2 separate regions of the Homo sapiens genome follow, and region 1 is linked to region 2. The links are chromatin loops, found by intact Hi-C in ENCODE. Cell type or tissue: Caco-2. All regions are shown on one strand. Each heading gives the region's core, and the rest is flanking DNA. Links, peaks and the distances in the headings are about the cores only.

The links. Hi-C counts contacts between places; a loop is a spot of excess contacts. Peaks named below come from ENCODE experiments on the same cell type or tissue, not always from the same donor. Only the 100,000 strongest peaks of a DNase experiment are listed, where the experiment ranks them.
Region 1: a loop joins it to region 2, with 2.3 times the contacts of the local background. A loop is called at or near these places in 9 of 110 quality-filtered maps.

What each region holds. Positions count from the first base shown.
Region 1 is chr4:140,012,141-140,028,645 of GRCh38, reverse strand. The region is part of intron 1 of MAML3 (mastermind like transcriptional coactivator 3); the gene reads left to right. It overlaps LOC124900783 (a long non-coding RNA gene), which reads right to left. Exons shown (of 3, transcript XR_007058278.1): 1 at 1-16,505. Among named protein-coding and RNA genes, the nearest start is that of MAML3-AS1, 110 kb to the left of the region's middle. In Caco-2, for the core only: no CTCF peak of the experiment used is centred there; DNase peaks (open chromatin) are centred at 8,485 and 9,135.
Region 2 is chr4:140,079,213-140,095,717 of GRCh38, reverse strand. All of the region lies in intron 1 of MAML3 (mastermind like transcriptional coactivator 3), which reads left to right. Among named protein-coding and RNA genes, the nearest start is that of MAML3-AS1, 41 kb to the left of the region's middle. RefSeq lists enhancers at 634-683, 2,643-3,494. In Caco-2, for the core only: no CTCF peak of the experiment used is centred there; a DNase peak (open chromatin) is centred at 10,327.

The DNA of each region.
Region 1 (16,505 bases), core at 4,240-12,239, 66 kb after region 2:
TTAAGAAGATAAATAAGGATAATTAAACAGTAATGAAGACCCGTTTCATTAAAAAAAGAAGAAAACAAATAAATAGGCAAGATCTTAGATGATGTGTTAGCCAGTGTTAATGGAAATAATAATGAATTCCTCAAAATATGGTAGCTCTCCTTTGGAATCACGAAGAATAATGAGAAAGAGAGAGAGAGAAGGAGAGAGATGGGGAGGAAAGAGAGAGAGAAACAGACAGACAGACACTGGAGTAAAGACTGCATATCCAGTTCTCACTTGTTCAGAGTATCATTGGCAGAGATATCTCAGATTCATTCTCTTGTCTTATTTTAGCCACTTTTTTTTCAGAATCCTTACCCCAGGAACCTCTTTATCAGAACTGCCAGTTAGAAGCCACACATGCTTTCTCTCTTCTTCCTGCTTCATCTATGCTCCAGTGTTGCTAATGTATAGTAAAAATAAAATGAAAAATAGTTTAGGAGAGACATTGTCCTGTACACTTCACAGAACAAGAGCCCCTGAATAATTAATTTCTAAATAGAATTAGTGTTAAACCTATTCCAAACATAATACTTGCCCATAATAAGTATTCCATAAACATTTGTTGGATAAATAAGTGAATTAGGAAAACTACATTGCTAACAAATACTAGAACATTTGAGAGGGTAAATATGTGAACATCTATGAGGTATTAGAGCCAAGAGCTACAAACAGCATAAATCTATAAAGCTTTTTCATGTTATACCAACTTAATCGATTTTTTGTTTTGAAAATTGGAAAACAGTGGACAAAAAGAATACACTAGATATATTATTATATCTAAATACATCCAGATGTTAATGGAAGAATTGATAGCAGGTCTCATGAAATCTAGTTCAGAAAATGAATTCAAATTGACTTGAATGTGTCAAATTGATTGAAAACTGCCTGAAGGACTGAAAGTGTAATGATAAATGGCAATGTATTGAATCTGGACGAGTGTTCAGCATGGTCTTATTTAACATCTTCATTAATTATCTGGGAAAGGATATAAACAACACATTCATTAAATTTGTAGACGCGAACGAGAGAGGTGTTTTTAAGCACTGGGTAGGGCAGAGGGCAACTTGAAGGGAACTACCCTGCTCAAGAACAGAATGATGTTAATAATTTGATGAAAATCTGCTAATGGCCTGGCAGTGTTCTGTGCAGAGCACGATCCCAGGCACTGTAGGTGATTAAAAGATGAGTTAAAGCATCTCAGCAGACAGAGTGCAAACAACTAAAGTATACCACGGGAGAAGGGGAAGGAAGTGCTGCATTAGAAGTGCAAGCAAACTGCAATGGAAGCAAAGAAGTGATGAAATTCTAAAGAGAACAGTCAGGACTGCAAATTCACATTGTTACACCATGAGGAAAACAACTGGAGCAAGAAACATCCCAGAGAAGTAACTAGGGTTAGATAAAGGATAATGCCATGGGCTACCAAGAAGCAACAAGACGGGGATATTTTTCTTCAAGCACGCCATGTGAGTCACAGATAATAGAGTCGGGACATTGGGCTCAGCCAGTGCAAACTCACTGCTCAACAGAACCTGTCTTTTTTTTTTTTCCTTTTTCTACTATTTTTCTTTCTTGTGTTAAGGTAAACTACTAGGTACTGTTTTTAATTTAGTTTTTAATTATGATCTAAGGATCAGTACTATGGAAACACACATAATTATATAAGAAAGTATTGCACATATAAAGCATTATTTATTTTATAATATTAAATAAATGGCAACAATCTAATGTTCAATAGTAGGGGAAAATTTACAAAACTTTACTGTCTGTACTTAACAGGATATTCTCCAGCTACTAATGGGTGTTTATGCGGAATTAGAACAGGAAAAAATGCCCATATTTTAATGTTAGGTGAGAAAACTGGGATGCAAAATTTACCATAGAGTGTGATCAAAAGCAAAAAGCTAGTGCATTTTTAGCAACAAAATGTATCAGTGGCTGTCTTTGTGTAGGGGGAAAGAGGAGGCTAGAAAATAGTATTTGTTGAGTCCAACCAACTAATTTGTTCAATGTTTCTTTCTGTCGTAAAGGTTTTTATTTGCATTTTAATATATGTTTTGACCAGATGTGGTGGCTCAGGGCTGTAATCCCAGCACTTTGGGAGGCTGAGGCAGGTGGAGTACTTGAGGTCAGGAGTTTGAAACCAGCCTGGCCAACGTGGTGAAACCCCGTCTGTACTAAAATACAAAAATTAGCTAGGTGTAGTGGCGCATGCCTGTAATCCCAGCTACTTGGGAGGCTGAAGCATGAGAATCGCTTGAACCTGGGAGGTGGAGGTTGCAGTGAGCCAAGATCACGCCACTGCACTCCAGCCTGGGCCACAGAGTGAGATTCCGTCTCAAAAATATATATAAGTAAGTAAAATAAAAATTTAAAGATGTATATATGTGTATATGCACACAGACACACACACACACATATATATGTTTTGATGAGCCTCTAATAAGGCACTTAAGGGAAGTTTAATGATTTAGTTATATGGTTATTTTCTTGGAAAAAAAAATCGAGGTTCCTAATCATTAAGGGATATTAGTTGTCTTGAAGATTGACGTATGTTAAGCACACCTGGAATAACAAACAAATTTGGCTGTTAGGTATAACCCAATGAGTAAAAGACAAGGATGTGCATTATGACATAGCCACAGTGATCAGGGAGGAGCTGCCCATGCACACAAACTCACACATTCCTGCACACAGGCATACCTCAGTAATGAAACCACGTACCCCTAAGGACTGAGAGCCAATCCATGGGAGAGGTTTTTAAACGCCAAAACACATAAGGTGGGCAGAGATCCGAGACTCATTTTATGTAGTATTTTTCAATCGCGGTTGAGAGCATTGGGTAGAAGGACACTTCTAGATGAAGTCGAAAGTGGCAACAGTATATCTAGAGCTGACAGCTGGTGTTGTAAAATCTTCCTGAAACAATGTTGGCACCGTGGCTGTGTTTCTCTTGTCTTCCTGTCTGTCTCTGGTCCAGGTTGCCCTATGCTCTTCCCTTTATTTCTTATTCTTTTTCCTGGCCTCAGTCCTAGGGGAAGTGAACTGTGTACCCAGGTGTGTATCTGGCATTTCTCTAGCAGGTTTTTAAATAATTTTATCTATCATAATTATTTTCATCAGGACAGAAATCTTTCCATATTCTTTATCAAGATACTCTATCATGAAAATTGTCAAATATATGCAAAAACAAAGAGAATGACCCTTCATATACCATTACTCAGATACACTGAGTACCAAGATTTTGTCATACTCAGTTCATCTGTCGTCTCCCTCTTTTTTGTCAAAGTAAAAATCTCAGATGTGTCATTTCACCCTTATTTACTTTAGGTTATTTCTCAGAAAAATGGAGAGTTCTCATATAACAATGATGCTATTATCAAGCCTAACAATATTAGTATCATCTAATACCTAACCCATAATCAAATTAACTCAATTGTCCCAAAACAGCCTTTTCCAAGTAGGTTTGTGTCAATCAGGATCCCGACAAAGTCCACACATTACATTGGTTGTTATATCTCTTGAGTCTTTTTAATCTGTCTCTGCTTCCTCACTCTCCCCCATTAACACATTAGGGAACATGTTTTGAATAATTTGGAAACATAGCCATCGAGTACTCTTAGGAAAGAGTAATGGGGTTGAGGATGGTTAATTTAGCCCATCCTAACTTCTGTGAGATTTTTTTCAGAATATTTTGGATGGTTCTCTCACTTTTGTTATTAAGCATTTGGGAAGAAGATTCTGCAGCCTACTCAGGTGAGCCAATCTCATGGCATTGAACAGAGAAGATATGTTTTCACGTCTCTAACCAGTGTTTTTCATAGTGTAAGTCAGGCCTTTCTCCTTTGATCTAAGTGGAACCAAGAGGTTAGATACTCCCTTTTCTTTAGTTATATTATGGGCTTCATGTAACTCCAAATTGTATTTCTTCCTCAGCTATTTATATATATTTTTTGGTGGTGGTTCTATTGTTTTACAAATTTAAGCAAGAGGTTGAATAGCAGAGTGATTAAGAGCAAAGACTGCTGGAGTCAAATCTTGACTCTGGGCCGGGCTCAGTGGCTTATGCCTGTAATCCCAGCACACGCCTGTAATCCCAGCACACGCTTGTAATCCAGCACTTTGGGGAGCCAAGGTGGGAAGATTGCCAGAAGCCAGGTGTTTGAGACCAGTCTGGGCAACAAAGTGAGGCACCCATCTCTGTTAAAAATTTAAAAATTAGCCAGGCACAGTGATGTGCACCTATAGTCCCAGCTACTCCAGAGGCTGAGACAGGGAGATCATTTGAGCCCAGGAGTTTGAGGCTGCAGTGAGCTGTGATAGCACCACTGCACTCCAGCCTGGGCGACGGAGCAAGACACTGTCTCTAAAAAAAAAAAAAAAAATCAATCAATCCATCCATCTTGACTCTGCTGCTTACTACTGGTATGTGACCTTGGCAAGTTACTTATCCTATCTGTGCCTCAGTTTCCACATCTTGAAAATTGGATAATAATAGTATCTATTTTATAAGGTTGTTAAGATTGATACACACATATACATTACTTAGAATAATGTTTGTCACATACTAGGCATGTAGATGAGTGTTAGCTATTGCTGTTATATCATTAATATGCTCTTGCTATAAAAACAAGAAAGTAAAAAGTCAGTTTCAACTTGTAGAGAGGTAGTACTTTCCACACTGTTTTAAAGGAGAGTAATATGTAAATAAAAGTAAAAGGTGAATAATTTTGTGAAACTGTGTGACAGTAATATATTTTCAATATTAGGGACAATCCTTTGGCTTATGATAATTTTTCCAAAAGAAAAAGTTAAAATGTCAGAATTAACAGCATTTCAAGTGAAAACATCTTAGAATGTGGCCTAAGAGTGTAGACCTAAAGAATCAGTTGTAAGAATTTGCTTCATTTCTCTGTTTTGGGTGAATTATGTTTATTAAACTTGCATATTTAAATGAAAAAGCACAAGAAACTTTTTTAAAAGCCATGTCTGAATGCCAGCAAATATTTGAAAGAACAAATATAAGCTTGTTTTAACAATTCTCTGCAAATTTCCTCCCTCCACATATCCCCCTGACAAATAGCCTTTGCAATGTGAGTACTTCGCTTGGGCATAAAGGACTGAATGTGAAGATGTGTAAAAGATCCATTGTCTAGGCTGCTCCTGGGTGATGGAAGTCGCTTCTGAGGTGGGCTTAGCAGGAGGGCACATGCTCACTCACCAAGAGTGTATCCACAGACCTCAGCTTCCATGCGCATTGATGATGGCCATGGAAGCACATGGGTTGAAAATACCCTTAGAGCTGCATGACTGGACAGAACGTCTAGCTATTATGTGGTCCATCTCTCAGGAAATTGAAGTCCAGGGAAGCTGGGCAACTTCTCTAAATCACACAGGAAAATAAGATAGGAACTTGATTTGCTCTCTTCCTGGTTCAGAGTTCTCAGTATCATTCTGCACAAAGATGTGAATAGGGGTTAGGTAAAAAGGATTATATGGTCAAAAGGCTTGGGAAAACCTGGGTTCCATATATTATACAGGTGTCTTTCCTGCAAGATGTCTCAGAGCCTTCAATATCTTAAAAGGGGGATTATTATGCAGCATTTCTCAGATTTATTTGACCATGGAACCCCTTTCTTCACTGAATATGCTTTGGGTAAAAGCTACTCTGTGCTGTCCCTTACTTGAATAGAGTATACAACATAAGAACTGAGAGAGAAAGTCACAGCATAAGCTCATAATATTTATAATAGCCATCTTGACCTGTATTTGAACTAGGGTTATACATTCTTCTATTGAGTTAGTAGTGACAGATGAAGACAAGGAAGGAAAGGTAAAAATTGATTAAACTGCTTATTTAGTGGGCAGAGGGAAAAAGAGATGGGCATATTTTGTCTATTCTCAATTCCTTGAATCTTATAAAGAAGAGATGAATTTTTCTTCTGACTGTGCCTCCTGTCCCATTGCTTCTTGTCTGGCCTACACACATTTTGCTATTTCTAGAACCAAGTTAATACATTGTTCTTTGCTGGGCATCTTATTGATCTTCCATGTTATTAATATTCACTTTTGGCTGCCAGATTAGCTCTAATGAACCATTTACATTTATTTTTAGCACACTTAGAAAGTTGGGACGTATTATCCAGATTGCATTCTACTGTGCAGGAATTGTATCTACAAATAATGAGAAGTCTTACTTTCCTCCTTTTTCCGATTTCCCTTACTTTAACTTTACCCCAAACAGAAATAAAGGAAGTCTTCAATTTATGAACAGGCTGTTCCAATAGTTTTTTGGGGGTAACTCAGAATTTATGTTCCCATAAAAACAGTGTTCCTAGGCTAACCCACTAAAAAAACATTTTACCCATAGTGATTTTAAAAGTATACATTTACATGTTATTTACAACAAAAGGGAAGCAATTTGGTTTCACACATCATAGAATGTATTTACCCCTATTTGAAACAGGTCCTCCTCTCTCATGCTCACACTCACTTGCTGGAATTTGCAACTTCCCTTGGGTCCCTCCAGGGCTGTGGCACCGTCTAGAGTAGGGCTGGACCAAGAACTCTGGAGCCAGACTGTTGAGGTTAGCACTCCATCTCTGCTACTTCTGTGTCCTGGTAGGCTATGTTACCTTTTGGTGTCCCAGTTCCCATATCTCTAAAATGGGGATAATAATGGTATCCATCTCATAAGGCACCTGACACGTAGAAAAGTGCTAATAGGTATTTGCTCTCATTATGATGACAGTGCTGATGGAGTGGGGTGGACCTGATGGGGCAGTGGGATTCAGGACAGGACTTAAGCCAAACAAAACTGGAGGAAGGATTGGGATCAGTGGCACCAGGAAGCGGAGGAAGAAGGGAGGTTGGTGAGTGGATTCAGGAACGTTAAACTGGATAAAGAAGAGAAAGAAGAAAGAAATGAGATTCCCAATGCAGTTATGACCTGAGTAGGATTGGAGAAAAAGGAATCAGAGAGGGAAGAGAAATTCTTGGGTCATTGTTTTAAAAATAAGGAAAAAAAATTAGGTAAGGAATATGGGTAGATATTTTTGCCACTTTTCAGCTTCAAGACGTAGATCTAATTACTTAGCTACTTTGAACCTTATAAATTGGGAATAATAGTATTAACCTTGCAGGGATGTATAAAGATTAGAATAGTGTATCCAAAATGCCTGGCACACATTAGGTAGGCCCTCAATAAATGATGATATTTGTTCTTACATAAAGGTTATGCTGCTGAAGTACTTCCAGCAAATCATTCTTTTTTTCCAGCCCTAGTTAATTTCTATTGCTTAAGTAGTCCATACTCACTTCTAAAAGGTAGAAAATTAAAAATAGTTAAGTAACTTATCTAAGCTCACACAGTAATGGAATGGTTAAACTGGGATTCAGAGCTTGCAAGTGTAACTCCAGAGCCCGTTCTCCTAAATAACACACATATTTGTAAGTCCCAGCAGGTACAGTTGTTTTATTTCATATGGCTATAGCTACAGAAGAGAAGCAGTCTTCTTTTCTCCACGTATTGTCTATTTTCATCTCTCTGTAACTCCTTGGGTACTTTAAAAATGAAAAAGTGACCTACACCTTTGTTTCTCTGGATCGGATGTCATCTAGGAAGTATGTATTTGGCTTCAGTTTGTTTCACTGGCAGTTTTTTGCAACTATCAGAGGATGGAATTTTGCTTTGTCATCTGACCCAAGCACAAACTTAGGTAAATTTATGAGAACGGGCCAATTTCTACAGAAAAGCTGACTCTAGTGAAAGATTTTTCTTCCCCAAGTCAATTTTTTAATTTGTATTTGATCTGTTCTGCATGGTGTTTGGCCCTCCTCTTTGCAAGTTTTGCAATTTCACTGTCCAACAAGCAGTATCTGGTAGGAGTTTTAATAAGACTCTTCACCCTTCTTTGTGCTCAAGAAAATATTGTCAGCACTCTTCCATTCCCTCAGAAACAGGATCCCACCCACTCTGACATAGCTGTTCCACACAAGAAACCAAACATGTAAACCCTAAACAAAGAGAGTTTGATGCCAAGGGTTACTTTTTCTCTTTATTCTGTAATATATTTATACACTTTTGCTCAATATCAAACTATTTGAAGTCATTATAAATAAATCCAGAAATATGTGCTTTATAGCCTCAATATGAGCAAATACCAGGCCAGAACTGACCAAATGCACAAACAAAAAAAAAAATCAGCCTCAAATTAGATTTCATGGTGCAATTATTTCATATATTTCTGAAAACTGTTCTTTTAAAATATCTACTGTTTTCTTCCATCTTTTCAATTGTCTCCAAGTCTTCTGCCACCCCCACCTAGAAAAAGAGTCTTTTGTTTGCATTAGGACATTTACATAGGCATTTCTTTTCTGGAGAAATATGACAGCAGCTGAGATAGCACAGGCCTTGTTAATACTTAACACTGAATAAACAGGGCAGGTAATGACCATTGTAATACTTCCAAATGCAGTACAGCAACACAGTTGACAAAGGTCAGGAGGGAAAAAAAATAGCATTGGTGTTTGCAGTGGGAAGAATCTTCTGAAATGAGACTTGAGAAAACAAGGCATATGTCCTGTGTCTTAAAGCCTTTGTTGAAGGGAAGACTACCAAGCTCCCTCAGAACTGGTGTTCCAAGATTTGTAATCTCAATACTGAGAAAGATGGAAACATAAGGACAAACTTTAGTACTAGGAAATCCTCACAGTACCCAGGGCTTTAATATTTCGTCATATAAATTAGGCAGTCAGGTCAACCTACCTAAATATTGTATTAAAGGCACCCTTTTATACCAACTTCGCCCAAAACACTCCCAGCTGCTCATTGTACACTGAAGTTACACAGTGTATCTTTTCAAGGACCTTGCAGTCTTTGTGAAAAGGACTTCGGTGCTTCCAAGAGTAGCTCTCAGGAGACACCTCTTAGATGAGGTGTTGTTTTCTGGAAAGGTGCCTAAGTTCCTAGATTGTATAGCAGTGGAAAGATTGAGGCTCTAACATATATTTCAGAGAGCTGCCTTATGTTGTTGGCCGTGTTCATAAGCAAGATCCAGTCATCTGGGTGAATGAGGAGCTGCCCATCTTCCTAGGCCAGAGGCTTAAGAGTCTATTTGTTCATGCATTCATTCCTCACTCATTAGGTATTTATAGAGTAGCATCTGCTATGGGTCAGGCTGTTTTCTCAGCGCTGGGGATAAATAGTGAACAAAACATTGTCAAAGAGCTTTGGGTCTAGTGGGGAAGACAGACAAGTAAACAGATCATTGTAATATGGTGAAGTAATTAATTACAGGGTGACTAAGGTATACTTCACTCAGGCTTCTGAGGGACCTGCAAAGGTTTTACATAAAAAGTGTCTTTGAAGCCCAAAGATTTATTAGGATTTTGTCAGTGTTGTGTAGGGAGAGTTTTCTAAACTGAAAAAACATATCCAAATCCCTGGAAAAAGAATATGGTCAGTTAGGGGAACTGAAAGTAGTTCAGTGTGGGCGGAGGGCAGAGTTAACCTAAAAGATTAGTGAACAGAAAAACAATTAGAACCCAAGTTTGTCAAGAGGTTGAGGTTTAAACAACAATTTGGAAAAGAGAAAAAAAATTATTCTTCAGTTACTAATTTTGCACATATTAGCAATTTGAATTGAGAGGTTTTGTAAGACTTCATTTATTTTTAAGTATTTTTTCATTTTTCTTGTCTTTTTTATTTCTAGTTTATTGTCAGTTATGACTGCTCTGTGTTAATTATAATTATGAAAAGTTGAGAAAACATATATGTGCCCCAACATTAAGGGATTAGTTACATAAGTTATAATAAGTTAAAAACACTATGTCCCAAAACATTATATACAAAACATTAAACTAAGCCCATTTATTTAAAACATAAAATCATAAAAACATGATTAGCAGAAACCATTTCTATTTTATCTTCTTGCCTCTCTAACTGCAAAGTACCTGATAATAGACTTCCAAAAATTCTTGTGGATGAATTAATGAATGAATGGAAAAAAAGTAAGCATGGCTGCAAGCAACTATTAGACTTTACCTTCCACAAAGAAATGCAGAAAAGTTGACAGAATATTTTGATTATTATTTGCTTGGAGTTTGTAACTCGGGGCCAAATACCTGTCCTTTGCTTTTTCCTATTCCTTCCATGTAGTGACATTATTAATATATTAAGATAAACAAGATTGTTTTCTTCTTTAAAACATTTGCTCTTTCACTGCTACAAAAATATTATAGTTTATGCTTTTGTTTGATCTTTCCATGAGTAGATACATGTGTATTTGTTTCTAATATTTGCACATTCATTTTCCACTTTGACATTGTGTAAAGGGTTTTGGTTTTTTTATTATGCGTTATACATTTGTTTGGCTTTTGTGCGGTTACATATACCAGCAGAAGCTGCCACATAGAAAAGGGGAGCACCCAGAGGTTTAAATTAGAATCTGAGTAGTTCTCAAATTAAAATTTTAGGTTATTTGAATTGGAGATAGCTACACCAGCAGTTGTCTGTAGAAACCCAATTAGACTTAATAGAAAATTAACCCCACCCTAACTAGCACTAATAATCTAGCGTATTCATTCCTTTTTGTATTTTTAAAATTAACCTTTTTATTTTGAGATAACTAGATTCACATGCAGTTGTAAGGCATGATACAGACACATCTCATGTATTCTTAGCCCAATTCCCCCAAATGGTAATATTTTAAAAAACTATAATACAGTCTATCAACCAGGGTATTAACATTGATACAATCAAGATACAGAACATTTCCCTAACCACTAGAATCTCTCATATTGCCCTGTTATAGCTACACCTATTTTTCCTCTATCCCCCTTTCTTAACCACTAGATACTCATTTTTATAATTTTGTCATTTCAAGAATGTTATATAAACAGAATCACATACTGTAAACTTTTGGGATAGGTTTTTTCTTTTTTTCGCCTGCTCAGCATGATTCTCTGTTGTGTGTATCAATAGTTCATTCCTTTTTATTGCTGAGTAGTATGCCATAGTATGGATATGCAATACTTTGTTTAAGCATTCATCCCTTGAAAGATAATTTGTTTTTTATAGGTTTTGGTTATTTATGAATAAAACTGATATGAGCAATCATATACAGGGTTTTCTGTGGATATAATTTTTATTTTTCTGGGATAAATATCCAGGAGTACAACTGCTTGGTCATATGGTAGTTGCATGTTTAGTTTTTAAAGAAACTGCCTATTTTCAACAGGGGCTGTATTATTTTACTTGTCTACCAGCAATGTACAAATGGTCCATTTCTCTAAATCTTTGCCAGTATTTGGTGGTGTCACTGTTTTTTATTTTAGCCATTCTGCTAAGTGTATAGTGATGTCTCATTGCGGCCTTAATTTGCATTTCCCTGGTGGCTAATGATGTTGAACATCTTTTTGTGTGCTTATGTGCCATCTGTATGTCATCTTCAGTGAAATGTCTGTTCAAGTCTTTTGCCCATATTCTAATTGGAATGTTTTCTTACTGCTGTGTTTTGAGAATTCTTTATATAGTCTAGATAGAAATCCTTGTTAGATATATGGTTTGCAAATATTTTCTCCCAACATGTGATTGTTCTTTCGTTCTCTTAAGAGAATCTGTCACAGAACAAAAGATTTTTCACAGAACAAAACTTACCAAATTTTCCTTGACTCGTTATGCTTTTGGTGTTGACTTTAAGAATTCTTTCCTAGCTCTAGCTCCCAAAGATTTTCTCTTACTTTTTTTCCTAAAATCTTTATAGTTTTACATTTTACATTTAAGTTTGTGATCCGTTTTGAGATACTTTCTGTATAAGGTGTGAGGTTTAGGTAAAGGTGGGTATTTTTGGTTTGGTTTTGTTTTATGTTTGTTTTGCCAATGAATGTTTAGTTGCTCTGGCCATTTGTTGAAAAGTCTGTCCTTCCTCCGTGAAATTGCTTTTGCAACTGTCAAAAATAAATTGAACATATTTGTATTAGGTGGATCTATCTCTGGGTTCTCTATTCTGTTTCATTGATCTAGTGTTTGTCTCTTCACTAGTACCCCACAGTCTTGATTACCATAACTATATACAGTAGTAAGTCTTGAAATCAGGTACACTGATGCCTTCTACTTTATTCTTTTTTTCAAAATTGCTTCCATTATATCAGTCTCTTTGCATTTTCACATACATTTTAGAATATTTGTCTTCATCTACAAATCTATTGCTGGGATTTTGGTAAGAACTGTTTTAAACTTGTGTATCAAGTTAAGGAAAAGTCACATCTTACTATGTTGTCTTCCAATCCATTAATGCAGTATGCCTCTCCATTTATTTAGATCTTCTTTGGTTTTTTTCATCAGAATTTTTTAGTTTTCAGCACATAAGTCCTGTATTTGTTTTGTTAGAGTTATACCTAAATATTTCATCTTTCAGTAAGTGTAAATGGTACTCTATTCTCAACTTTGGTGCTCACATATTTATTGCTAGGACATAGAAATATAAATTATATTTTGTATGCTAATCTTGTATCCTGTTATCTTGCTGGACTCACTAGTTTTAGGAGGTCCTTTTTTTTTAAAGATCTCTTGAGATTTTCCATTTACACAATCATGTCATTCATAAACAGGAACCAATCCTTTTTCATCTGTATACCTTTATTTTTATGTATTTTTTTGAGATGGCGTCTTGCTCTGTTGCCCAGGCTGGAGTGCAGTGGCACAATCTGGGCTGACTACAACTGCCGCCTCTTGGGTTAAAGCGATTCTCATGCCTCAGCCTCCTGAGTACCTGGGATTACAAGCGTGTGCCACCACATGTGGCTAATTTTTGTATTTTAGTAGAGACAGGATTTCACCATGTTGGCTAGGCTGGTCTCGAACTCCTAACCCCGAGTGATCCACTCACCTCGGCCTCTCAAAGTGCTGGGATTACAGGCGTAAGCCACCACACCTGGCCCATCTGTATACTTTTAATTTTATTTTCCTGCCTTATTGCCCTGGCTAGCACTTCCAACACTTTGTTGAATAACAGGAGTGAGAACAGACATCCTTGCTTTGTTCGTGGTATCAGGGAGAAAGCATTCAGTCTTTCAACAATAACTATTTTAATGATAGACTTTTTTTAGATGCTCTTCATCAATTTGAGGAAGTTTCTCTCCATTTCTAAAAATTAAGAATTTGAAGAGTAAAGAAGTTCGAATATTATAAATCTTATAGTTTATTATTTTTTACCTTAAGAAATTATAGAGCTTCTGTTCTTGCTAGTTAGTTATGTCTTCAGGACTTATGCAAAACAGGGTAACCCAGAGTGATAGACATCCTTTTTATTGATGTTTCATGATTTTAAATTTCATTCTCTTTTTTCTTTGCGTACTTGACTTTGCTTTTCTTTTTCTGACTTTTTTCTTTTAAAAAGTGCATCAGTAGACAATACTTCTGTGTTGTAATTGGTCAGTGGAAGACTTTTAATTCATACTTTAAAATAATGTATGCTTACAGGGAATATATATTTCAAAGAGCTATCTGAAAATTAGTTTCAATTGGAATTCAAACTAATCTTTATTTGATTTGTACTTGCCTCATTTTCACTTTAAATTTTTAATTACTTTTTAAATTTTTTGAATTTTTGAATTTTGAAATACTTTTCAGTTTTAATTTGAATGTGCAACTTTACTTTCTTCTGTAAAATTTAATATTGCCAGACCAACTCACTTGGATGTCTACTTTTATGAAATAATGCCAGCTTTTCCATTCTTCCTATACACATATAATTAGGTCTTTCAGTATTTTAGTCTTTTCAATATCCTAGTGTCCCTAAGGAAGGGAGTGATTGAAGTTTACCACTTCCTATGACGTTAATGCTGAACTTAAACATCTTCAAGGCAAGGTGTGAACACAGAACAAATATATCTTCAAGTTATGAGCAACAGCAACAACAAAAAAACTAATTCACACAGATTTACTCTATTGTAACCTACCACGTCACCCAGCAATATAAAATTGTTTTTGTCATTATATATACTTCTGTATCATCATTTAGACTCTAAGCACCATGAAGGCAGGTATCATTTCTTTTTCATTTACCTCATGTACATGAGGCACTCAATGAATATTTGTCGAATGACTAATTTCTGATGACTGTGTGGTATTCCGTTGTTTGGACACACCATTGTTTAGTTAAGCAGTCCCTTTCTTTTGGACATTTAGGCTGTTCCTAGTTTTTGCAATAATAAACATGTAACTAATCTTTCCAGCCCCTCCCACTTTGATGAGTCTTCTAATTTTAAATTGTGTCTACATTCGGCTTTTGGACATCTATATTTTTTGATCATTTATCGTGCTTTGTCATTTTAATTTCTCTACTCTCTGGTTGGTTGGATATTTATGTCAAGCTGCTTAACAAATGAGCATATGGCATTGCTTTACTGCTTTACTACAGTGTTGGGAAGTCAGAATAGTGTTAGATGATGAGCCCTTTAGAAGAATTTAGAAAGAAGTTGACTAGAAAAGATGTAAAAGTTGTGAAATATATAAGGCCAATTTAGGAGATCACAGAAAGATGGTTCCACATTGTGGAGCATCTGTAATGTTGCTCCTGCAGCGATTGGCTTTGCCCATACCACTGAAAGAAGCCTCATCCCATTCTCAAGTGCTTTCAGAACAGCTGAAAGTGTAATGGGATCCACACCGCATTCCTATCAGAAGGTCCAAAGAATCTCAGCACCATCATTTATATACCTTTGCTGAGTATCTGTTATGGTCCAGAAAGGTTCTCTATTGGGGACTGTGGAGAGGCACCTAGGTACCCAAAACACAGTGCTTGTCCTCAAGTAATGAAGGAATTTACACTGGGGATGGGGAAGTAAGACTGAAGCCCTATGGCATTATGGTCAGAGCTCATGCTCCAGAAATGGACACACTTGGATTGGAATCAGGCTTTTTCTTGGTTGTATGACTTTGAGCAAGTAATCTAATTTCCATAAAGCTCAGTTTATTCATCTAGAAAATGGAAATAATAGTGTCAAAGGTTATTTTGAAGAATACATGGAAAAATGCATTTAAGACTCTTAGAAAAAAGTTTGGCATGAGGTAGGTGTATATTTTTTCTTGAAAAAGAAAAACGGGCACAAAAGACAGTGTGGTATCATGTCAGAGATAACATAGGATTTGCGGTAACAGAGACTACTTAATGGCTAGTGAGAGTGAGGAGGATGTTATGGAAAAATGTAGAAAATCACTTGCATCTTAAAGAACAGTTAGGATTGCAGGTGGCTGAGGGAAAAGTAAGGAAGATATTCCAGAGGAAGAAACGGCATATGCATAGGCAAGGGGAAGAATGCAGGCTGTGTTCATGGACTGTAGGGAGACAAGATGGCAAGGGTGAAGGCGGACTGAGATGCGTGCGTGCCCCTGATGAGCTAATCATTTGACTCCTTAAATATTTGACATTTTCTAGTGGAAGAGTAAAGGAAAGAATGGTTTTCTATTAATAAAATAGGTATACCCAAATAGTTCTTTCTTTATTTTCAAAATAAGATGTCTGTTATATGCTGGGAATGCAACATGACATTTTAACCTATTTGGACTTGTCTTTCATTTTTTAAAAAGCACTCATAATTGGATATGATTAGTCATACGCACCACGGATAGAGGTCATTTCCGTGGATACCGGCACTTGATCTCTTTGCTCAGGGTATATTGTGTGCTTTTATGGGAATGGCTCTTGTTTACATTTTACCAATGAGTAAGGAGTTTGAGGGTAGAAACCTGAGTTAACCGGCGCTGTATTTCTAATTGATTAGTGGTGTTTCAGTGCCCCCTATGGGATGGTGCCAGGGCAGTTGTCTCATTGGATATCTGCATAATTAGACTCAGGATGAAGGAGAGGAATAGAACCTAGACCTCAAGAGGTGGTTAGGGCCAGATCCTGGGGAAACTTGACTGGCTGGGTAAAAAGGTACAGATTTTAAATTATTAAGCAAAGCGGTCTATAGAAAGGCTGTTAAACAAATGCCCAAGATGGAACTTAGGAACATTTTATTTGGTGGTGAAGTTCATGAGACAATGAAGACAGGAAGCTGATGTGGTGGTCACTTTAGAAATACAAGTGTGAAGTCCTAAGTGCTGGCCTTGGACAGGAGTAAAGTGAATGGGAGGAAACTGAGAACTGTAGGCAAGAGGAAGAAAGAACTGATGAACTGGACGACTGATTGCATACAGGAGGCTGGGAAGAGGGAGCATGCTGAGACAACAGAGATCTTGAGTCTCGTTGACCTTCCAGGTATGTCTGTCACCTACAGCCTATAACACTCATAATTTATGTCCTCTGACACATAAAATATAACAGGTTATTTTCTACCTCGTAGAAACCAAACCAAAGCTTAAATTTCACAAGCAAAACTTGTTTTTCACTCTATACAACATTAATTCTTTTATCTTCTTTTTCTCATTGAATAGCTCCAAAATAAAATTTTTTGGGTTGCCAAAC
Region 2 (16,505 bases), core at 5,723-13,722:
GAGGAACATGGGTTCTCAGATGTTATTGGGGGGCTCGGAGGGTAGGGCAGAGGGACACAGGGCAATGGAGTTAGAATTCTGTGTTAGGCGGCCCCTGGAAAGAAGAGGGGGCAAGAAGGGCAGTGAGGAGGATGGATTTGGGCTTGAACTAGGGCTGTGGTCTTATCTCTAGATTCTGGGGGCTGGATTTGAGAAATGTGTGTGAAATAAAATTTAGAAAGCTTGCAGAGGATGTAGGAGATGAGGAGAGGGGACAGTTAAGCCTGACCCTCAGCCTGGAGCGCAGGGTGTTGTTGCCAATTGGGGGTCAAGTGGGAGAGAAAGATGAAGGATTCAGGTTTGGATATGCAGATTTGACCGTCTGTGGAGATGCTCCAGAAGCAGTGGGGGGTCCAGACGAGGCTCAGTGTGATCTCCAACATGGACAGTGGTGGGCCTACTGATTTGCTCTGTGAAAGTTGGGGAGAGCAGCTGGGATTTCTGGGAATAGATTAGGCAGGAAGGAGAGGTTCTTCCTATTCAGGCAAATTGAATCTGAAAAAAGAGAGCAAAGAAAGATGTGTGGCACCCCAAGGGCAGGTACTCTGTGACGTCCTTTGAGAAGGAGGCGGGGCTCCTGCCTGAGGCAGGGTCAGGGCAGCCCCAAGGCTGTGGGTGGCTGCAGCCTGGCTGCGGAGAGGCACCTCTGCTGCAGTCAGGGGCTTGGATCCGTCCTGCTGATTGGCCTGGGTTTTGCTCTTGGCACTCAGTGGCAAGCGTCCAGACCTCCACTGGGCTGCCACGCACAGCTAGAAGGGTGGGAGAAGAGGAACTGGTCTTTCCATACAGCGTCTTCTGGCTTTGAGACAAAAGAAAAAGAACAGCTTATTGCACACTTCATGACACAGAGAGACAGCTATTGATCAGCTGAGAAACATTACAGACAGACAGACAGGAAAGGAGGAAGGAAGCGGGAAGATGATCAAATAGTTTGTTCAGCTTGAAGCCGCATTTTTACAAACACAAAGAGCCCAGAAGAAGAGAAAGTTACTTTTGTGTGGGTCCTTAATTAGGAAGTTCACGTTGGCCACCGGCTATCTTAGGAACTACTCTCCATTGTTTGAAGTGCTCTGTCTTCATCAGAGATGGGTCAGGGTGATGACTTAAATGAGCGAGAAAGGAGTAAATTGGTTCCAAGTTTAAGGTTTTCTTAATTAGAAGGCCTGAGAGAAGATGAGTGAGGACAAATCCGAGTTTCCCTGTGTGTGGCTGGCCATGGTTGGCGGTCGCAGCATCACAGCGTTGGCCGGCTGCTGCTTAGCTTTATTTTACTTGTGATTTTTCTTTGTTATGCACCGAACAGATTCCCCTCTCTGGTATTCAGTGGGGAGCATATAGCCGGAGGATAGCAATTAGCTATAGCTAGGCCTGCTCCTCTTTGCACAGCTCAAGATGACGTGTACAATTACTTTGGCACCTCACCAGCTCTTTCAGACCTTTTCCATGCATGATGGGAAGACAGGTCCATTCTCTGAGAGTCCCTCACTCCCTCCCCCTCCCAAATTCCCCCTTACCTGGATGAAATCCTGATGTAAATGGACCTTGCCTGCAAATAGAACTGAAGGGACCTGTTACGTCATCAGGCCTGGCAGAGCTCATTGGCAGAGAAGTTAAGAGTTTTATTTTAGACCCAGAGACCAGGCTGTGCAGATCCAGCTAGAACAGGTCTCTTCTGGCTCAGCCTCAGCTGCTGGCCCTCCTGCTGTGGTTACTGGGGCTCCAAAGGATGGAATGTCAGGGGGATCATGCTGCACAGTGAGCAGGACAACCTGACGGCCAGACCGAATGCACTCCAAAGGAAATCTCAGGCTAGGGTAATACAGCCAAGGTGCTGCCTCTACAATCATGGGAGGTTTCAACCTTCTGGGAGAAAAGCCCTAATGCAGCACATGATGGTATAGATTTGATCCAGGAAGGCAGAGTAAACAAACTATTTAAAGACATGAGTCTTGGCTGGGCACGGTGGCTCACGCCTGTAATCCCAGCACTTTGGGCGGCCGAGACGGGCGGATCACGAGATCAGGAGATCGAGACCATCCTGGCTAACACGGTGAAACCCCATCTCTACTAAAAATAAAAAAAAAATTAAAAAAAATTAGCAGGGCGTGGTGGCGGGTGCCTGTAGTCCCAGCTACTTGGGAGGCTGAGGCAGGAGAATGGCATGAACCCGGAAGGCAGAGATTGCAGTGAGCCGAGATAGTGCCACTGCACTCCAGCCTGGGCGACAGAGCGAGACTCTGTCTCAAAAAAAAAAAAAAAAAACAAACAAACATGAGTCTTAGCTTTTGTGGTTAGGATCCACTGAGCAACCAGAAAGGATATCTTTGCAGAACTGAAAAATCTGGACACATGGTCTGGCAAGCTTTTTTTCTGATTTAGTTATAAAAAGTCACATCTGGTTGTGCCTTGAAGAAATTTTTTTAAAAATGAAATTGTGTTACCAAGTATAGAATGTATCACCAGTCTATAATATGGCAATAGAATGCAAATATAATTTTTAGATATTTCAACTCAGGACCGCCTAAGAAAATTCATATGTTCCTCACACTTTGGGGCCAAGTTATAGATGGGTGAACAACATCGTGCCTGGAAATCTGCTCGCATAAAAGAGCAGCGAGACCTATAAAGTTTTCCTGTCTTCACATTTGTAGGCTAGCCCTGGGTGGATTTCACAATAATACAGTGCAGGAATCCTTGCCACTTCCTCTACTTGTCTCTTGTCTGCTGTCACACTAAGCTGCTAAAGTTTCTGTTGCTTTAATATCACCATCCTTATTATTGACTTGGTACTTAGGGCTCAAATTTTTCTTTTTGGTTGCCTCAGTGTACAGCCAGGCACAGCACAAAACTGGAGTGTGGTCAGGTAGTTTTGGGTCCCTTCTGGAGCTGTTTTGGGAGCCTCTGCGATAGGAGAATACCTTCCAAGCTCCCACAGAGCAGCAGGGAATGAGGTGTGGGCTCCACCCGCCTCTGGAAGCCAGTCGGCTCTCCTCCCGGTGTTTTCTGTTCTGCTGTCGACTGGGCCTGGCCCCTGATGGCACACATTGAAACGCAAATGACAGCAGTAATTGGCTGAGAGATAAACCACGATGAGTGAGTGAGCAGTGCGGCGGGGAGTTAAGTGGCTAAGTGACAATTACTGCTCTGCAGCCTCCGGGATCAGGAGCGGCCGCGCCGTTTGTTCTCGGTTTTAAAGGAGCAATAGCACATTAATTGGAGGAGGGCTTCTCGGTTAACATGCCTCACCCGGCTTCTCATCTGATGCTGCTTTGAGGAGTAGGAGTAGGTGAAGGATTGCCTTGTTGATGATCTTCCCCCAGTCCCACTCCCCCTTTTGGATTAGAATTTTGGAAACCGGTGTCCTTGATTCTGGTAGAATGATAGTTGGTTTACCTTGAAGATTTTCTGAAAGTTTCCTTGCAGGAGGAAGGCACCTGTTGATGCTCAGTCGCAAGGTTTCGGTGTCTGCATCGGGGAAAAGCAAGGAGTTAAATTAAGTCTGAGTTCCCATCTTTCCCTCCAGACAGTTCATTAACCCTCTGATATTATATATATATACGTATATATATATATACGTATATATATATATACGTATATATATACGTATATATATATAAAGTTTTTATCTCAAAAATGATCTATAAGCTAGATAGAGCAATGGACAACAGAGATGATACCCCACTGCTTTTTGGAGTGTATAGTCTCGTTTGAAGATAGGAAATAAATAGATAGGAAATAAATAAAACTATGGCCTGCTGTTTTACCTGCTCAGAGTGGGGATCCTTAGTAAGGAGAATCCTGGGGTCCTTGGAGAGAAGAAGGTTGCAGTCCTCGAAGAGAGGAAGGTTGCTAGCCTGGGTCTGCCCTGCTTTCTTCGAAAGGCCATTTGAACCCTGTTCTGGGCATAAACAGCCATTAAGATGATTAGTTTGGGCTTGATAAGTAGACTAAACAAACCCTTGAACTAGTTGGGAGCCCTTTCTCTCCTGTAATCTGCCTTTCTACTGCATTCAAACTAATTTCTCAGGGTCTGAATACCTTACAAGTACTATCTAATGGGTGTATTGTTTTTGTTTATGTGGTTTCCTTCAGCCTCAGCAGCTTGGTCCTTGGTCCTGTTTTTTTTTTTTGTTTTGTTTTTGTTTTGTTGTTTTGTTTTGTTTTACACTAATCATTCCCTCTAGTTGAAAGGGTTCTAACCAGCCTCTTGCCTTGTGCAAGGAATTAGTCATTTCAGGAACAGGAACTTGTCTGCTTTGGGACAGATTTCTACCCAGAGGCTTAAACCTACATAAAATAGTGAAAATGATTTAAAGAAAAGGTAGACCCTAACTGGTGGCAGGTAGGAGAAGCTCAGCCCCTCTCTTGGCTTATCTTGGAAGGCTTTAGGAAAAAAATCTTGCCTGTCAGCTAAAGCCAGCTTTGCTGCGAGCAAGGAGAATGGAATAGGAAAAAGCAGTTGTACCTGATTGTGTAAAATAGTGTATGTAGGGCTTTTTGCTATGCAGACTTCATGAAATTACCAGGCAGAGATGGAGATGCTGGCTTTTCCTAATTAGAAAAAGCCCTCTGTCCAATTTCTTTCTCTGTCTTTTTGTTGTTTGTTGTTGTTGTTTTGGTTTTGGTTTTGAGACAGAATCTCGCTCTGTTGCCCAGGTTGGAGTGCAGTGGCGCAACCTTGGCTTACTGCAACCTCCGCCTCCTGGATTCAAGTGATTCTCCTGCCTCAGCCTTCCAAGTAGCCGAAATTACACGCACTTGCCACCATGCCTGGCTAATTTTTGTATTTAAGTAGAGACGGTGTTTCACCATGTTTGCCAGGCTGGTCTCAAACTTGCAACCTTAAGTTATCTGCCAGCGTCAGCCTCCCAAAGTGCTGGGATTATAGGCCTGAGCCACCATGCCTGGCCTGTCCAATTTCTGAAGAAAGCCTAGATAAGAATTTGTGGAAGCATGTAGTAGTAGCCACAGACTCTCCACGAAGATGAATAAGTTATTCTTTCAATGAAGCTTTTCTAGGCAGCTTTAGCTTTGTGGTAAGAGTTAGACTGTCTAGGTTTGCATTCTGACTCCGCCACCCACGGGCCAGTTGACCTTGAGAACATTGTTTGATCTTCTCAACTGTCAAATGAGATAGCAGTATAACCCAGTACAGGATTGTTCTGAGAACTAAATGAGCTACTGTAGCACTTCAGCTGTAGGTAAGCACTTAGAACAGTGCCTGGAACTTACTAAGTGCTGATTAAATGTTAGCTGTTGCTATTATTGCTGTGTTGTTATTGTCATTCCTGTTGTGTGCCTCATATCTTTAGTTTGAATCACAAAGATAACAACAACATTCTAACATTCCATGAAGGCCACACAGGTCCTGGGCAGCCCTAGAATCATTTCCGCTAGAGTTCATTTCGCTGTTTCATTGTTGGATATTCCACACTGGAAAACAGAGCTACACAGAAGCACTCTGTAGAATGTCCATTGAAAGATTAACACCACCACCACCGTAAAAACACACCGCAAATTATTTGGGTGTAAACCTGTTCATCAGTCTTAAAATGGCGACAGTAAATCCAGAAGTTTGGTGTTAATTTCTTGGGGGATATTGTCCAGCTATTATGTCATCAAAGATGCATTGGATTTGGAAAAATAAATTTTCTAATACCTTAAATCATTTTAATTCACATCCAGTAAAATGTACTCTTTTTGGTGTACCTTTCTGTGAATTTTGGCAAATGCCTGGATTAACCGCTACCACATAGGGTAGGGTGCGGTGGCTCATGTCTGGAATCCCAGCACTTTGGGAGGCCAAGGCAGCAGGATGGCTTGAGGCCAGGAGTTCAAGACCACTGCCACAATCAAGATGTGGAACAGTTCTCTTACCCCACCCTCAAAGAACATTTCCTCGTGCTACCCCTTTGTAGTCAAACAATCCCCTGTACCTCCAATCCCCAGTAACCACTGATCTGCTCTCCATCCCTATGGTTCTGTTTTTTCTGGAATGTCATGTGAATATCATCATAGAATAGGTAGCCTTTCGAATCTGGCTTCTTCACTTAGCATTGTGCATTTGAGATTCATTCATGCTGTTATATATATCAGTAAAAAGCTTATTTTAAATACTCATAAATCATTGAATTCTGGAGCTAGATGAAATCTGAAAGATCAGAGCCAAACATTCTCATTTCCCAGGTGAAGAAACAGAGACATCCTAGGGTGAAGTGACTTGCCCAAGGTCATGAAACTAATGAAAGAAAGAACATGAACTTGGAATTCCAACTATGAGTTTAGACAGTGTCTGTTACATCATGCTGGGATTAAGGAGAATGTGTAACTGATTGTCAAGGGGGGGTTTCCATTCTTTTTCTTATTATTATTGGTCAAAATCTGATCAAGCAAACTAAGCCTTGCCTTACTTATAATAACAATTTTGGAAGGATTATATTTTTAGGACATGCAATTTCTTTAGAAAGTATATGGATTAGTGTCTTGGTAACACATTTCTTCCTGAGGCACATCCATATCTTTGCTGGTGTCAGTCATAGGTATGATATGATAATAGAGCTTCACCTGAAGGCCTGTCATTTATTTTGTGTTTACAATAATTTCTTTTCAAAAACAAATTTGTGGGAGTATTTTGAGTATTAGTATCTTCCTTGTCATTGATGTTTTAAATACCAATATGTTTCTAGGTGGCTTATTCTAGAGCACTCAACCAGTGGATTCAATAAAGAGCAATTGGTTCCGTAGTTCATTTGTTCAATGATGATTTGTAGAAATTCCACACTGAAAGCACCGAACTGTGGGAGATACAATTAAGATACTGATTTTACTCAGCTTACATCTGATGACTGGGTATTGTGAAATAGTACACAGAAAACTCTAAATTAGTTCTTTTGAGTACTCTTAGAGTCTTGCTAAGCACTATGATAAGCACACTCACATTCCTTAAGAAGCTTTTAAATACCAAAGGAGATACCAGTGAAGAGCTCCTGGCAATGCGTTTTCTTGGTGAGAGCCAGTTGGGATATGGTTTGTCAGTGCATAAAGCACCTCAGAATTTTGTACACTGCAGAAACAAGGTCAGAGCTGTACTATAGGAAGTTCCTCTGTTAGTACCACGTAGAATAGGACAAAGACTAGAAGCTGGAACATGAGTTTGCTAGTCTGGGCAGAAATGAGGAAGGCCCAAACCGTGGAGCAGTGGGAATGGAAAGGAAGAGGTGTTTTGGACATAGAGATAACTGTTGAGATAAGAAGGAGAATCATTCAAAGGATAAGACTACATCTTGATGACTTTTTGGACAGCCCTGTCATGATGGAGAAATTGGGGTTTGTCTGAAAGAAGGGGATAGGGGAGAGAGGAGGGAAAGGGTTCTCCCTCTTAGACCAGGTAAATTTTCCTTCCTCCCTTCCTTTCTTCCTTACTTTTCTTTCTTTCCCTCCCTCCCGTCCTCCCTCCCTTCCTCCCTCCCATCACACTTTTTTGCCCAGGCTGGAGTGCAGTGGTGAGATCGTAGCTCACCATAACCTCGAACTCCTGGGCTCAAATGATCCTCCCTGTGTAGCTGGGACTACAGGTGTGCACCGCTATGCCCGGCTAATTTTTTAAATTTTTTTTGGAGTTGAGGTCTTGCGATGTCGCCCAAGCTGATCTCGAGCTCCTGGTCTCAAACAATCCTCCTGCCTCAGCTTGGCCAATTTTGTTTTCATGTGCTTATGTGTGAACCTGTTAACAAGTATTTATGCTTGATTGTTACTCATTTTCAGAAGGCTAAATATAATCTCATTTTCCTGAAGTAGAGAATTCTGTTTTTCATCGTAAAGAGTTGGTTGTATAGTTATGATTAAACAATTATTTTTGGCCCCTTCCTCCACCTATGACATGATTCAGTGCTTAAAAAGAGGCAGTGTGAGTAGTGAAGGAGACCCAGGATGAAATATAGATGATAAATTATCACCCTGAAAAGTACACACCCTCATTAGGAGCTGAAAGAACATATATTAAGACAACTTTAAAGTGAAGTTATATGCCTAAGACACTTTAAAAAAATAAATGTGAGTTTTAAACCCAGCGTTGATTAAAATGTGGAAAAACATCTTCACTTACACTTTGGTGATGTTTCTGTAAATGGGTACAATATATCCAGGAAAGAATTTCACAATAATTAAAAAGAGGTAAAACTTTATTGTTCGTAGCGTAGAAACCACAGGAAATTCCAAATCATTGTGAAGAATAAAGTTTCTCATGGTAGCATTATTTCCAGTGAAACTGAAACAGTGCAAATTCCCAAATAACAGAATGTCAAGGCAAATATTGCTTCGTAAGACAAAAATGTCTTTAGAATGGGATGCTATGGCAGGGATGAGTATATGAAGTCATATTCATTGAGAGGATATATAAGATAGCATGGACCCTCTGATTACTAGTAAAAGAGAACATCACTAGTAAAAGAGTCACACAAAAAATAGAAAATTTCAATTCTGAGTAAGGATTGGTAGGAGAATGTTTTGTATTTTCTTTTTTGAGATGGAGTCTTACTCTTGCCCAAGCTGGAATGCAATGGCACGATCTCAGCTCACTGCAACCTCCACCTCCCAGGTTCAAGCGATCCTCCTGCCTCAGCCGCCCTAGTATCTGGGGTTACAGGCACGCACCACTATGCCCGGCTAAGTTTTGTATTTTTAGTAGAGACGGGGTTTCGCCATGTTGGCCATGCCGGTCTCGAACTCCTGATCTCAGGTGATCCACCCACCTCACCCTCCCAAAGTGCTGGGATTACAGGCGTGAGCCACCGTGCCCGGCCTATTTTCATTCTTTTTTCAAAGTGAGCAATAGGGACATAGCTTAAAAGAAAGAAAATTTCTTTTTAAAATCTCTCTTTTTTTTCTCTACTCCTACGACAGGTTAGAAACAAAGAAAATTTCTAGTGAAATGGTTTAATGTTCATGGTCCCCTTCCCCTCTTCTCTCGTTCACCCCACCCCACCTTTAAGTGGTTCAGTTTACATTTAGGTTTACTCTATATTATGAGAGAGAGTAGGAGGATGAATTCACCATATTCGTGAGGGTCTGAACACTGGTACTTTAGTTCTGATTCTGCCATACCTGTAAGATCTTGAGCTGATCGCAAAATAATTGATATTTTAAATGCCTTTTTTTTTCCCTTAAAGAATGATTGAAATTTCTTCATCCTCTCTGTTCTCACATTGATACTGAGAAGATCGTTGGAATAAAGCATGTAAAACCACTTGAAGCATTTGGACGACGAGACAGTGTATTGTTTAACTCTATTGTGGGACAAAAGAAAATGAAAGAAATGGATACTGGAGATGACCTGTTTGAGTCCAAGCATGTGTGCTTATCAAAGTGAGATTCAAGGAAGAGAAGTTTCAGGGGACGCTGATGGGGCAGGGTCTTACCCAGACACATTTGTGAGGTAGCGCCTATGTGCGGATGGTGGAGGGTCAGATCAGCTATTCCCGCCTTAGAGCAACTTTGGACACATCACTGAAGCTTTTAATGTTTTATGTATATGTACAGAGAGATCCTCTTAAATTGGAAAACAAACATTTGAGGAGGGCCTGTAAGAGCCATTTCTTAGATTAGAAAAGACTTGTGCTGAATCCAAGAAAAGAAAACATCACGGTGAAATGGAAAGTTTACATGAGTTTTAGTTAGAGCCAAAATTTTCTTCACTAAAGTAAATTTAGACCAGTAGTAGTTAAAGGGGAAAGCATAAATTTTCCACTGGCAAAAATGATAGAGGCCAAGAAGAAATCTGTAGGACAAATGGCCACAGATATAAAATAATTAAAAAACGACGGTTTTCAGTGCAACTGGAGCTACGGTCTCTGAGAAAATTTGACTAATGAAGGCAGCAGCTACACCCAATAGGTAGGATTTTGGGTGTCTTATTCTTTATTTTGAAACTGTATTTATTATACATGAACATTGAAAGGTACCCGTGGGTTAAGCATGCTCTTGTGTGAGAGACAAGAAAAGCAATCGGAAGTATTTTCAGAATTCTTTTCATGCCCATGTGTTTGCCCGTTTTGGCCAAGCAGCTCTGGAAACAGCTGCCCTGACCCTTCTAAGAGGTTTGCATAAGGGCGCAGAGAATGGAGTTCGTAGCGAGTGGGAGGAACCAGTGCAGGTATCTATCATTTGTTTTCCTTTTCCTGAGTCAAATGGGGGCAAAGTAGAGAACCTTTTAGCTTCTGTACATGTGCACAGTGTGATTCAGGTAACCAGGGGTGGGGAATGGAGTAATTCCCTCCTCGGGTTTTATGAGGGTGCCCTGGGGCCTGCGCTCTGTCCCCTGGGAAACAGATCCAAACTAGGGTGTCCTTTGAAGTTACTGGCTGCTCCACTTAGACCAGCTCTATGACTGCAAAGCAAGATGAGTAACTGGTCGCAAATGTTTAACTACCCATTACCCGTTTGTTAAGAGCTTGGGAAGAAATACGCAAGGAAAACACAAAAACAGATGAGACAACAGGCATTTAGACCTTATTTGTTTCTTCGTGCTGTGGCTGGTATGTAAACAAACCCTTGATTTTGTGAACTCTGTTCACATCCTGCTAACAGCTTCACTGTGGTCTGGGGGCAGATACTGGGATGCCAGAAGCATCAGAGGGGATATTCAGGGGAGCATTTCCAAATTATCACCAAATGATAGCAACAGCAGCCACAACAAGGACTATAACCCAATGTAAACCGTTATAGCTATCCTCCCCTGCCGCCCCCCGATGTTTTTAAGGTTACATTGGACTAGGGTGATGCATTGTAGGGGAAAAAAAGGTAGTATTTTAAATACTAGACCTTTGTATTTTTCCCATCGTTTGACAAAACCTTGAACACAATGTGTTCAAGTCATTTGTTAGTCCTCAAAGTAGGTTAAAGGATTCTCTTTCTTTGGAAAAGTAAGTTTTGTTTCTGGGGCCCAAAAATAGTTGCTAAAATTTTTTCCATTTTGTTTGTTTTGTTTATGAGTCGTTTCATTTTGGAGGTCAGGAAATAAATGCTGGCGTTAGGTCGTGCTTCATAGTAACGAGGTGAAAAGTGGAATATTAGGAATAAAGTGGTGGGAAAGGAGGTAATGGGGAAATCTGAGACATAAATACTCAGATACAGGAAGTTGAAGAATTTAGGAATAAATAAACCTTCAAATGGCTGATCTAGTAGTGAAAATGTATAAAGAAATACACAGCATTACTGTTGTCTTTGAGGAGCCTGCCTGATATTTAGGGTGGCAGTGTGCCAGGTTTCATACCTTCATTCCCTGTGTATACGTGCACATTAGGTTGTGCACGTGGCAACAAACCATCAAAAATAGTTGAGAAGAGTTTTGTAAACAAATAAAATATTTAAGTGATTGTAACAAGACAAGTAGGCCTGGCTGTAAAGTTGTGTCTGCCACTAAAGGGTAAATCCCTGAGTAGTCATCGGCCCTTTGCTTGTCTAGTAATTTAGATTTTCAGAAAGCGTTTGATAAAGTTTCTCTCACGTGCATATTATCAGATAATAGTAATCATTCATTCATGCATTCATCCAATAAATACTTACTGAGTGCTAAGTGATGGTGACATATTATAGATTTCAGATTTCTAGAAATAACCAGAACTGGGGAGATGGGGTTGGCCATTCTCTGCTGGCAGGAGGGTGAGTTCCATTATTCTCTCTCTCTCTCTCTCTCTCTCTCTCTCTCTCTCTCTGTGTGTGTGTGTGTGTGTGTGTGTGTGTGTGTGTGCGCGCGTGTGTGTTTCAATCTAGGGTGTTTCTTTTGCCGTTGGGCTTTTCTGTAGCCTACAGGAGTCAGTGTGTTGGGGCGAACTTAAGGCCTGGAGGAGGAGTGGAGTGGGCCAAATGCTTGTAAACTGCCTGGGAGAGAGGTAGAGAATGGCAAGTGGATCTAAAACAAAATAAAATACCCAGACCCTGCTGTTGGCAAAACATCAATTGGCCTAGTTAATACAGGGGAAACTTAGGGGAACCTTCTGGTTAGACTGAGAGGTAAAACTAAAGAATAACTGGAGTTGCCAGAAAAGTGGATGGTAGCATGATGTCATAAATTTGACAGGCAGACCTGCATGTTAGGAAAAGCACACGGTTCAGGAAAGGCTCAAGTGTCAGGTCTGAGAAGCCCAAATAGCATTTATGTGCAAACAAGGAACATATCCATCTGTATTCCTTCCTGTTTTTCTGACTACTTAAGATTCCATATTAGATGCTCCTGACCTCCCTAAATCTGGCCCAGGGCAAGAAGGGTGACTGTGCATTGGAATGGCATGCATGGGAGTGCTCATTTATTCAGAAATCATTTGCAGAGCAGCAACCATGTATTAGTTATATGTGTAAAAGTAGTGGGCATTTTCTTCCAGCACCTAAGAGGAGTGGGCAATGTGGGGAAAGATAGGGGAAATGTTTTACAGATGCCACAAAGATGAAGCTTCTTTCAGAAGGTGAGCTGTAATGTAGTGGAAAGAGACAGACAAGACCTGAGCTTTATTTGCGGTTCTTTACTTACTAGCTAGGTTCTGAGCCTTCGATTCTTTTCCATAAAATGGAGATAATAATTTCTATCCTTTTCCCTCCTAGATTTGTTGTAAACATGAAACTATTCATAGAAAGAATACAGAGTAAACTGTTAAGCACTATATACATGTTTGTATAATCAGACGATTGTTTTCAAAAAGTAGTAATAGCACACCCTGAGCGGTTAGAGTTGCTGATGAACCTTGCCTGTTTTCAGGGATTGCCTCCTTGGTGGAGCATCATGAGTCCAGTTCACTTGTAAATAGAACCTTCCCTGGTTCTTTTTGAATTTAGGGCTACTGGTACGAGCTCAGCCCCGGTGGGACCCAGGAGTTTCACAGTGGTCTCCAACTTCGGGATTTCTGACAAGCTCCTAATACAGTTTATTTAAAAAAAAAAAAAATCCTAGAGTGGTTGAGTTGCCTTCTGGGGAAAGCCTGGTGGGGGTGCGTTGGTGCCTTGGGATGAGCAGGACTTTGTGCCCGCCCCGTGTGAACTTTTACTTCCTGACAGCAATAGAGATGGACTTGCCTGTGAGGTCGGGAGCTGTATGCTGGGGACTGCAAAGGCCATGCCTTGGTATGGGCTAGTGGCCATAGTAACGACACTACTGTGGGCAGAGCTCCATGTTAGGCCCAACAGGCAACCAGGCAGGGAGGAAGGACGCTGGGAAGCAAATACAGGCAAACAGCATCTTCAGATGTGGAGGTGGTCCCAGCCAGTACTGCAGGCCCACCTTCCTCTCAGAGGCAGTCGCTGCTTTGGCCAGTGTGTCTGTGTGGTTTGTTTTAAATTAGACGAGGCCTGAAAAATGAAAGGAAAACGAGAAGAATTTCACTATGAGAACATATGGAGATGACCAGATTCGTCCCACTTGAGCCCCTGGGCAGAATAAACTTGCACTGCTAGTGGTGAACAGCAGTGTGCAATAAAACATTCTTCCCTTGAACCCTTTGACTGTGAAAGAGGCACAAGGGGAGAACGCAGCAGGAATTCTTTCTTTTCAGCTGCTTCCTACTCTGTTGCTTACATTCACTCCGCAGATCTTATTGGTCTGCTACTGTGTGTGAGAGGGAGAAAAGACTGAGTGTGTGTTTTATGGAGGAGACTGATTAGCTTTGGCCCTGTTTTTGTGTCATTGGTGGTGCTATGGATCCTATTTTATGTTTACTGCCCCTTGACATTTCTTAAAAGGAGTCTTCAAAGCAGAAGGTCCTATTCTGAAGATAGGTTTCTGGGCAGTAAAGTTGACAGGGTTTAACATCAGGAAAATAAACCTAATAGAAAAAGAAAGAAGCATAAACAACTCCAGCTACATTCCACAGTGGCCTTTGATGGGAAGAGGCCTTGTTTATGGAGATCTACGGGCAGCCTAGACGGTTCACATCCTCTGGTGTTGTGCAGTGTGAGGTCTGTTTCCTACCCTCCCCATTAGATGACCCCAGCATTTGTAGCAGCGGCTACATATTAAAGCCATTAGATAAAATCATGCCAATGAGACTTCAATGTTTACTCACAGAATTTCTCAAATTGGGGCACTGTTGACTTATTCCTCCCTCATCTATTTCTCCCTTAGCTCAGCCAATCCCAGTGCTCTCTCTTCTTCAGCCAACCAATGCCTGCATATTTAGTGAATTTTGCATTTATGTTATTGAACTTGAAAGCAACTTGCTTAATATAACCAAGGAAGTACCTAAAAAGCTTTATTTCAGTAAGCACGATATTGGTAAATAAGGAGAGTGTTGTCTTATGGTCCTTGGATATACTATTTTTCTTCTCAGTGATAAGACAGTGAGTTAATGAGGATTTTGCTTGTGGAACTTCGGGTGTAGGTTGTAGATGTGTGTTTACATTTTGTGTTCATGTACAAATGTGTATGTATATTTGTTTTTTTTTTAATGTGTTTAATCTCCTGACAAAGACATGTTATTTTCTTTTTTATACCCATACCTCTTATAAACAGAATTCCAGAGGGAAAAATCTAGGCAGAGGAAGCCTAAAATATTTTTAGCAGATAAAAAGTGATGTTGCTATAACCACAGATATTCAAACAGAAAGTAAAGTAGACGTGAGAGAATGCAATGTGGTCTATGCATTGTAACATTTTCCTTCATAGTAAGGCATGGGGGTTAGGGGGAAGAACCCACCTAACAGCTCATATATTTTGTGTTTAATGATGTGTAAATATTTGGCTATATTTAATAATTAAAACTATGGATTCCATTTTTCTATATAGACGCCTGCTCAATTCAGAATTTCTTTTTATATACAAACAAGCAAAAAGATTGAGTGGGATTTTACCTTATGTGGAATAGCACAACAGTATAAAGCCAGGTGTTGGTTTTAGTGGAATCAGTGTTTCAGGCAAAAATAGCCATCATTGCTGCCTTTTTTCATCAGTTTCTATACTAACCAGGCAGGCCTCTGCATTGGGAAAACATAAGTTGGAGTGGAAACCGAACAACGGGAAGTTTTCATATATTTTCTTACCTCCATGTTGAGTGCTTACCAACTGCAATTTTAGAGGGTAGGTTTTTTAGAGGTGCTCTGCAAACTTCCTATGGTGAAAGACCAGTTTCTTCTCCTTCTATTTCCAATCCATTTCTCACTGTTACATTTAGAAAATACAATAAAAATGTACTACTAGAAAAGTGATCATGTGCTCGAATGTTCCTTTAATTACAGATTGCTGTGGGCCTCTCACCATGCACTTTTAAATTTCTGTGCCCTGTGGGTGTGGAACATTACCGTTTAAAGGATGAGAACCAAGTCCAGACACCATGCTTTGAGTAACACCATCTTTGGGCACATTCAGACCCATGAGTAGAGCTCCTGTCTGTGATGGTTAAATGAGTGAAAAAGCCTAAAGAAGAGACATTTCAGCTGTTTGCCTTTTCTGCAGGCATTTCTGTGCTAGCTCCTTCAAGCTCCCTCTTTAGTCTTTGCCTCCCATTCTTTCTATTGTGTACCTTTGGGTTAATTACACATCTTAACTTCCCGTTTCCTGCAGATTAACCTTCACTTCAAAAATGTAAGTGATTACATGCACTTCTTTTTCCCAAAATTAACTGCCATACACTCCGTATTCATCATTCAAGGGAGTATCGTATTTTTTATTAATACATTTGAAATAAATCCAAACACCTGTCTTGCATTTTGTAAACATTTTCTCAACTCCATGTTGAGTGCTTACCAACTGCAATTTTAGAGAGTAAGTTTGTATCTTAGAGTGAATTACACCTTCTATGAGTACATACATTTTACAGGTCAGTCTGAGACATTTACATAACAATTAAGAAAATTAATATATTGCTGACTTCCTCTCTTTGGCTTTGAATGCCTATAAATGGCACTAAATAAGAAGGTCATGGTATTAGTAATGCAGAATTCAGTCTTTGGTCTGGGGTCATTTGGGAAATATTAACTACTTTCTTATATATGGTTAGACCTTGACTAAATGCTTTTTAGTATTCTTAGGATTTTTGGGGGGATGGGAGTTGTTTACTCTTTAGTTTCCCAATGCAAGGAGGAAAAATATAAATATGTAGAACTATGGCCAGGTGTGGTGGCTCACGCCTGTAATCCCAGCACTTTGGGAGGCTGAGGCGGGCAGATCACTTGAGGTTAGGAGTTTGAGACCATCCTGGCCAACGTGGTGAAACTCCATATCTACTAGAAATACAAAAATTAGCAGAGTGTGGTGGTGGGTGCCTGTAATCCCAGCTACTCTCGAGGCTGAGGCAGGAGAATCTCTTGAACCTGGGAGACGGAGGTTGCAGTGAGCCGAGATTGTGCCACTGCACTCCATGCCTGGGCAACTGAGCAAGACTCCATCTAAAAAAATTTTTTTTAAATTAATTAATTAATTAATAGAACTATAATTTGCTTCATGTTTCCTCCTTTCAGAAGGATGTTCATTCACAAATCTAATTTTC